Linked DNA regions of Mus musculus: region 1 is linked to region 2. The links are chromatin contacts, found by Hi-C or POLR2A ChIA-PET in ENCODE. All regions are on one chromosome and are shown on one strand. Each heading gives the region's core, a stretch centred on a gene start or an enhancer-like site at or near the end of the contact. The rest is flanking DNA. Distances are from core to core; before and after follow the strand shown.

Region 1 (4,508 bases), core at 949-3,448, 300 kb before region 2:
GTCACTTTCCTTGTTCCAAACAACCTATTATAAGGTCTCAGGCTTATCTACAGAGTTGTAAAGTCCTGCTGGTCTCTGTGACAGTTCACAGCATATGCATTCAGTGCCGAGAGGCACCAGGGAGGGCTGTTGAGTCTACTCACTTGGCTTTGCCTCTCAGCTCTGCTGAGCTATTTGGCCTCAAGTAACTCCTTCAACTTTTGAGGACCAGCCTCCTGATCCTTAAAATTGGGATCCTTAAAATTTGCATCACGGGACTCTCCAGCCATTAGTTATGACCAACATACAAACAAATCAATACCGCATTCAACAGACTCTTCGTAAAATACTATTTGTATTGAGAGTGATAGTAGAATGCAGAAAAAAATTGCAGTCCTAGGTTTTTTTTTTCTTTACTCAAGGACTTTGTACCGTTAACTTAATGCTTTCTCAATGAACAATACGTCTCACCCATGAACACATTTTGTTGTTATTATTGTGAAAACTATTTGAACGGGACCAGTAAGATGATAGAAAGCTAGAAATAAAAAGCTAGGCTACCTCACGCAACCTGCATTTTGAGAAAGGAAAAGGAGAATGTGTTCCTTACGGCAGAGTGACCCGAATACTCGGGCAATGGAAATACAAAACCAAGTAACACTGTCTTCATGTCAAATATTGTTCTGAGAACCTGAGAACTACGACCTCAGTTGTAACCGAAGACAGCAGGGAGCAGCACCGACGCCCACTTAACAGAGATCTTTTAACCAGTGTAATCAAAAGTCAGAGTAATTCAAGACCCCATAGCTCCTAAGTCAGGTCCCCACTCTGCCCTAGATATCCACCAGTATCTACTAATTGTGCTGAACTTATCTGGGAAGCTGGGGGCAGGTGAAAGTTTGCCATTAACATTTGTGATGGAACAGCCATTAGGAAGACCCAACACTCCGACATCTTACATTTGCACTGGCCCTCCTGCTTTCTCTCTCTAACCTCTCTACTGAAAATAAGTTTCCAAGAGTAAGAAGCCTAGCGTAGGCCCCATGACATCATCAGCACTGGCTTCCTGCGACTGTGTCAGTCCAAGAGTAAGAAGCCTAGCGTAGGCCCCATGACATCAGAATCAGTACTAGCTTCTCTTGTCAGTCGAGAAGTTTCCAACGGCAGGAGCAACTGGGCTTCCAGTGAGGGCTCATGTCCTCTGTTCCCCCTTCCGGCCAAACCTAAGGTATAAAACACACTAACAGTAAAACTTCTCAGCGCATTTTCTGCATTCTCTACTCTTCCCACTTTCAGTGTCTCCTTTCCTATTGAGGGTACTGACATCACAGCATCGCCCTGTCCACAGCCAGCTGCATCCTCCATCTCCAGCAAGACATAAAGATGGCTGAGTCCTCCTTGGCTCATGATTTCTTAAACGTACTTAGCCTTCAGGAGTCTCCTCTCTCCACCTTCTCCATTAATTGCTTCTGCTCAGATCCTGTTGTGAGTTATTTCATCTCCTCCCCTAAATATTGGAGGAGCCCAGGCTGAAAACCAAGGCCCTCAAACTTGCTGTACAGATGCTATATATAGAGCTTCTTGTGCTCTTCCTGCCTCTTCTCCCCAAGGGCTGGGACTGCAGGCAACCCCATCACACCTGGTTCCTATGGTGCTCTGAGTCCAATGGAGAGCATTGTGTGTGCAAGGCAAGTATTCTGCCTACTGATCCACATCCCCAGCTGTTCCCAAATCAGTTTTATTCATATTCCTGGCTTTGAATAGATTCCATATACTGATAATTCCTGTGCTGACCTCCCAACCCAGGCTGGCTCTTTCTCCTGTTTCCTAGAGTCAACACCCTGTGAATGCCAGAGCAAAACTCTCTCCAGAGAACTAAAAGCCTGAATCTTGTCAGTCCACACAGAACACTGTATGACTATCATTCTGTGACTCCCCAAGGAGAAAAGGTCACCCTCTCCTAAGACACATCCTAAAGAGGGGAGAAACATGCTCCCAAATGTCACCCAGAGCCGATAGTGCGCCTTGAAGGCTGCCTAGTCTAAGGGGTTGTGCTGCGTGGTTTGGAAAAGGGTTTTAAGGGAATGAACTGACTTGGGTAGGAAAGGAAGACATCTTCGAAGGCCTTTCCAAACCACTAAGGAACAAACGTAGCTCCCTCCTCCCACCCACGCACCACTGGAAATAACTTTAACACTGGAAGTCGGCTGAACAGGCCGTCTGGATCTGACTCTTAAAGGGATGGCGTTCCAACAAAGAAACAAGGAAATCATCTTGAGAACCACTGAACTCTTAGGCAAGTTCACTCTGTCAACTAGCCTCAGGGAAGCTTTGAGCTAGAGCAAAATACAGAAAATACTATCACCGAGGAAATAGTAATTATGACCAAAACGAACAAACAAACAAAGGCCTAGTTGTCTGCCCTGCCACCACACCCCTGCTTTTAAGAGTGTGGAAGTTAACAAAATACCAGCTGGCCTGGTTATTTGGAACCTGTTATTAAAACTAATCTAGAAGGCTAGGGATGTATCTCCATTTGCAGGCTGCCTGCCTACCATGCAAGAAGCCCTCCCTGGGTTTGATCCCCAGTAACACACGAACTGGGTGTGGCTCATGCTTGTAATCCCAGCGCTTATGAGACAGAGAATGAGAAGTTCAGGGTCAATGACCCTTAGCTGTGTAGGAAATTCAAGGCCAGCCTGAGTTACATGAAAGAAAGCAAAAGAAATCCCTTCCAACAAACAAAAATCACCTGATCTGGACTAATCTTCCTTTTATCAAATACTAGCTGAACACCTACTGTGTGCCAGATGCTGGCCTTGTCTCTGGGGTTACAGGAGTCAATGTGATTTAAAAATCTCTTTGCCATCATACTAGAGGGAAGAGACCACACAATAAAAATGTGTGTATCTCAGAGAGTAATCTGGAAAAGAATAAAGCAGGAAGGAAGGGAAGGGATTTCTATTTGTTACAGAAATGTCCGTTAAGCTAATAAAGGACTCAGAAGCCACGTGGATTCCGTAACAGGAACAGTCATGGCAGGGGGACCAGGGGACATCAACGGTCTGGGGCAGCAGTATGTTTAGAGGATTAGAGAAATGATGAATATAAATAAGTTGAAATCTTTTTTTTTTTAAAGAAAGAAATGATGCCTAGACTAGCTGTTTCAGTGGAATGAGCAGGCAAAGGAAGGTGGGAGATGGAACCAACAGAGCTCGAAGGGGCTACTAAAGGGTTTATTTTACTTTACGGTTTGGGGAAGAAAAGGGCTCACACATCCCTAGGTTGGCTTCGAACTCAGAATGTAGCTAAGTTTTACTTTCAACTTCTGATCTTCCTGTCTCTTCCTGTCAAGTTCTGGGACTATAGGCATGGTCTAGTGTACCTAGTTTTATGCCATGTTGGGCATCAAACCCAGAGCTTTGGTCATGCTAGGCAAACACTCTACCAAATGAGAAATCCTTCACCCAATATCTGTGTTTTGGCTGCAGAAAAACAAGATCAAAATTACCATTGCCAGGTTGGAGCTCACTGGAATCCAAGCACCAGCTAGCCAACACTAGTGACCTAGTCAGTGTGGCCAACAGATTTACTGACATCAGTAAAAGTAACTCACTGAGGGACCCAAGGTCTAGGAGAGGAACACTCTCCTACTTGGAGATGACAAAACCAAGGGAAGAAATATGGTTGTGATGCCAGTCTGGCATTCACAGGATGTTGACTCTAGGAAACAGGGGAAAGAACCAGGCTGGGTTGGGAGGTCAGCATCAGCCATCATGCTTAGTAGTAGATTTTGTTAGTGGGACAGGGTCCTGGCTGGCCTGAAGCTCACTGTGAAACCTTGGACATTTGATTTTCCTGCCTCCACCTTCTGAATACACAAGCATATGGAACCATGTTGGGTTTCTGCAGCTCTTGAGGTCCAATCCAGGGCTTCAGGTATGGAAGGCAAAGCCCACTGCTGACTGAGCTACCTCTCTAGCACAGTTACCAGACTTTTAAAGAGCAAAACGTTGCACAGTGGAGCTGGGGACGTGGCTCAGTGGTTAAAGTGTTTGCTATGCAAGATCAAGGACCAGAGTTCAGATGCCCAGAACGCAGCCAGGAGGAAATGAGTGGGTGGGGTGGCCACCTGTAGGTCTGTGCTTAAGAAGGAGAGGTAGGGACTTCTTGGAACTAGCGGAAACTTACAGAAATGGACCAAGTTTGCTGGCTAAAGTAGTTGAAATGGCAAACTCCAGGCTCAGACCATTCATCAATAAGGTGGAAAGCCATCCAAGAAGATGCTCAGCATTCACTTTGGAATTTTACACATGTGCACACATGTCCTTATGCAGCCATATACATGCACACACACATGCACGAATGCGCACGTTGCAATGCGTGTGTGTGTGTGTGTGTGTGTGTGTGTGTGTGGCCTTTGCCAGTGTCCTTCAACCCTTCCTGTGTGTTATTTCCTTTGCTCTGGAAGCTTCCTGTGGAAGACACATTTCAGGAACATTTTACAGATGAAGTCAGAGAGGCAGTGA
Region 2 (4,183 bases), core at 1,241-3,740:
TCCAGATAGAATGGCTGCCTGGACAGCTATAAAAAGAAAAAAAATGTTAGAAACAACGCACTGTAACTGCAGTCTACTCAACATATGTATGTTTCATTCGCTCAGACATCCAAGGAAGGAACTAGCCAACACAGTACTTCTGGTGGAAACTACGAATGGTTTTGGAATCCATCATCACAGCGAATCTTACAGGACTTGTTGAGATTATAAAGACTATAAAGGCTGTATGTATTTACCTGCACCATAGGCAACAGCTTCATCGGGGTTAATGCTCTTGTTCAGCTCTTTTCCATTGAAGAAGTCTTGCAGAAGTTTCTGAATCTTGGGGATTCTGGTAGAACCACCCACCAAGACAATATCATGGATCTGTGACTTGTCCAGCTTGGCATCTCGAAGGGCCTTCTCTACAGGGTCCAGTGTGCCACGGAACAGGTCAGCATTCAACTCCTCAAATCGAGCCCGGGTAATGGAGGTATAGAAGTCAATTCCCTCATAGAGAGAATCAATCTCAATACTGGCCTGGGTGCTGGAGGAGAGGGTGCGCTTGGCCCGCTCGCAGGCCGTGCGGAGACGGCGGACAGCTCTCTTGTTCTCACTGATGTCTTTCTTGTGCTTTCGCTTGAACTCAGCAATGAAATGATTGACCATTCGGTTGTCAAAATCTTCTCCACCTAAGTGGGTGTCTCCAGCTGTTGATTTGACCTCAAAAATTCCATCCTCAATAGTGAGGATTGACACATCAAAAGTGCCACCTCCCAAGTCAAAAATGAGCACATTCCTTTCAGCTCCGACCTGTCAAATAAGACATTCTTAGCTCAGGCCTGTTTCTGGCAAGTTAACCCTAACAAAGTTGTACTTGATTTGAAATGCCTACCTTCTTATCTAAGCCGTAAGCAATAGCAGCAGCAGTTGGTTCATTGATGATTCGAAGTACATTGAGGCCAGCAATAGTTCCAGCATCTTTTGTTGCCTGTCGCTGAGAGTCATTGAAGTAAGCGGGCACTGTGACCACAGCGTTGGTAACGGTCTAAAAAACAATGAATTGCACAATTGTTTGGTTGGCAAATTCCCGATCAGAATGTGTGAATTAAACATAAAGGTAACACCCATCTCAAATGGCACCTGTTAAAAAAAAAACCCACCTTTCCGAGGTACGCTTCTGCAATTTCCTTCATCTTTGTCAGAACCATGGAGGACACTTCCTCTGGGTAGAAACTTTTTGTCTCCCCTTTGTATTCCACTTGGACCTTGGGCCTGCCTGCATCATTCACCACCATGAAGGGCCAGTGCTTCATATCAGACTGAACAACAGCATCATCAAACCTACGCCCGATCAGACGTTTGGCATCTGTAAAATATTAAACATACCTCATCACACTCCTTAGTGCCTATCACTGCAAAAAAAAAAAAAACCAAAAAAACAGAAAACAAAAACCTGCAGCACCCATCTAGATGGACGTAATCTCTAGTGCAGGAAGCCAAGGCCCATATTTAAAATCTTGTGGCCTTATATTGTCATATTTAAACAGTTGCAATCTCAGGCTGCAGTTATTAAGGCAGATCTGTTTCTACATTCCAAATGCCCTGCCCCCCAGCCCTTTTACTCATGCTAGTGGCACAAAGATGCTGGCGACTTACCAAAAACTGTGTTGGTGGGGTTCATTGCAACCTGATTCTTGGCCGCATCCCCAATTAATCTCTCTGTGTCCGTGAAAGCAACATAGCTTGGCGTGGTGCGGTTACCCTGGTCATTGGCAATAATTTCCACCTTTCCATGCTGGAAGACACCCACACAGGAGTAGGTGGTGCCGAGATCAATGCCAACTGCAGGTCCCTTAGACATGGTTGCTATTAGAAAAAAAAAGGAGGGGGGCTAAGCACTCGCTTTCCGGCTTTTATCCAGTCCGCAGTGGGTCTGGACTTGGTGACCCAGACCTATCACCTGAAGCCACGCGGCAGGCTCGTGGCAGCAGTGCTGCAGTATAGGTGGTCTGTGCCAAGCCTGGCACAGCCCGCCCAAGGCTCAAGGAACCATCTGTCCTAAAGGTCTGCGACAATGGTGGAGCACGTGGCCACCTCCGAGCGCCCCCCGAACCCCCCCCACCCGGACCGCGCACCGCGGGAGCCAGGATCCCCCTTTCCCACCTCGGGGGGCCCTGCCCTGTGGGCGCCGGGCAGAAGCCTTATATTTGAAGTCACAGACAGGATAAAAAGACCAGGGCGCCTGTGGCTCCCCTCCCCCGCCACGCGGAGCCACAAGGCCATGGCGGCGCCGCCCTGACTCAGCCCATCCTCCGGATCTGCTGCAGTCTCTGTCCCTGGTGGTGACGGCCTGAGCTGCAGCCGCCGCCTAAGAGACTCCCCGGGACTCCTGCACCACCCCGGACCCCCGCAAACCCCCGAGTCCCATGCCTCACCTTGTGTGTAGGCCCAGCTGCGCTGACGACGAGACCACACAAATGCCAGGCAGCTGCCTCCGCGTTCAATGAGACCGGTTTCCGCCCGCTTCCCTCTCTCTTATACCCTGTCTTAGAACCTTCCAGAAGGGTGCCGCCCCATCCCGCTGCCGATCATAGCTTCTTAGCCAATGGACGACCAGCCCTTGCCGACTGCACTAATGAAGAGCCAGAACGCTCGCCTAGGTCCCGCCTTCTCCCCGCCCCGCCTCGCGATGACGCACGACCGCGGCGTTCTGGAACTTTCACGCTCGCCCCCGCTCTGGGAACGGCCCGGGGGGAGCGGAGAAGGCGGGGCGCCGGGAGCCCGCGCGCGGGAGTCCTCTGTCACTCAGAGCTGCTGGGGGAGGGGAGAGGGTCGCCGGCGAGTGCGCGTGCGCGACCCGGCAGCGCAGGCGGGAGGGGGCGGAAGGATGCCCTGGGAGGAAGGCGGGTACCTCCGCGACGGACCAATGAGAGCAGCGTTCGGCCGGATCCCTACCTCTTGGGACCCCGGGCTGCCTGAGAGAAGAGCCTGAGGGAGGGGGAGTCCGGGAAGAGAAGACGGAAGTGGGGCGAGGACAAAATGGCTGCGAAGGTTGTTGCGCCCCTCCCCCACACGACCCTCGGTCCTTCTCCCTGAGCCCGGCGGTTTCCCGGCCTCGGGCTTGGTCCACCCCAGCCTGAGACTAAGGAGCACTGCTAGGCTTCTTGTTTCGTGCTGCCAGCTTGTGGGAGGCTAAGCCGCCGCGCTATCTCGCTGGCTTTCCCCACCCCTCACCCCCCACAAAATGGGACACCTCGATTCCCCCCCCCCCCAGTGCGGAGGCTCGATCTGCCTGGCTCGCCACATGTCCCCAGGATCGTTTGTGATCCTCTATCAAAGAAATGGCCCAGTCCTCTCTGCTTACCCCTGAGCCGAACGCCCCTCCCCACCTCCGCTGTCCCACAGGGGACAGCGTGACCTCTGTCCCCTCTCTGCTCCACCAGACTCATCAGTTAATGGAATAAATGTACGAAAGATAAATGTTTTTTGTCCCTTTGTGGGTGAGCTAGGCACTGGCATTCCTGGTTTCCGGCAGCCCCGTGTCCTTGATAGAGTGATCGCGACCTTTTTATTTTCAGTAACATGAGGTAATGTCTCTCCTGACTTGACTTTTACCAAAAATTAAACGCCCGGCCGCGCTGAGTCCTTGAAAACGTGACTGAGCCAATGGCCGGAGCGAGTGCTTAGACTCTGAAACCGCAGTGCCTGGAGGCTGGGCGTTCCGGGCCTCGTCACACCCGGCTCTCTAGCACTTTCCACGCGTCCTTTCAAATAGGCAGGGAGTGCAGCTCTTTATTAGTTAGATAGGTTGTCTTTTTATTTTTTAAAGAATACTGTTGTGGCGTTTAAATTGGAAGGTCTCCAGACCACGTGAGGAAGGCTAGCGGAAGACCGGGGACTCTTTGTCCTTGTCAAAAGCTAGTAATCACTAAGACAGTCATAAATAAATTTTTTCTTTGGTATTTGCATCTCGGGAGGAATGTTGGCTTGGAGTTCATGGGAGGATGTACAAGGATGTAACTCTGTTGCAGTTCAAGAAGATCGTTTTAATACAATGCTTTTTGCTAACCTAAAGTGTACATAACATGTAAAGTGCTCTCTATAAATATCAAAACACTTTTCTAAGGTATGTAGTACCCCATATTAGAAACCTGAGGGAAAGTGAGACACAGAGACATTACTTATAGGAATAGACACAACT

The links. Hi-C counts contacts between places; a loop is a spot of excess contacts on that map. ChIA-PET counts read pairs that join two places held with the same protein, here RNA polymerase II (POLR2A).
Region 1: a loop to region 2 is called in a map of T-helper 1 cell, with 2.2 times the contacts of the local background. The contact joins the enhancer-like site here to the promoter of Hspa8 in region 2. A Hi-C loop is called at or near these places in 1 of 37 maps with a recorded cell type or tissue (T-helper 1 cell). POLR2A ChIA-PET finds 5 or more read pairs at or near these places in 1 of 5 experiments (Patski).

What each region holds. Positions count from the first base shown.
Region 1 is chr9:41,100,466-41,104,973 of GRCm38, reverse strand. The region is part of intron 1 of Ubash3b (ubiquitin associated and SH3 domain containing, B); the gene reads left to right. Among named protein-coding and RNA genes, the nearest start is that of Ubash3b, 55 kb to the left of the region's middle. Within about 2 kb of position 2,198, at least 1 of the 3 ENCODE cell types and tissues checked has a DNase peak (open chromatin) inside an H3K27ac peak, as active enhancers do.
Region 2 is chr9:40,799,583-40,803,765 of GRCm38, reverse strand. Hspa8 (heat shock protein 8) reads right to left here and starts at 2,490. Exons shown (of 9, transcript NM_031165.5): 1 at 2,418-2,490; 2 at 1,639-1,848; 3 at 1,143-1,348; 4 at 875-1,027; 5 at 237-792; 6 at 1-26. The coding sequence starts at 1,843. Snord14c (small nucleolar RNA, C/D box 14C) reads right to left here and starts at 183; the gene lies at 97-183.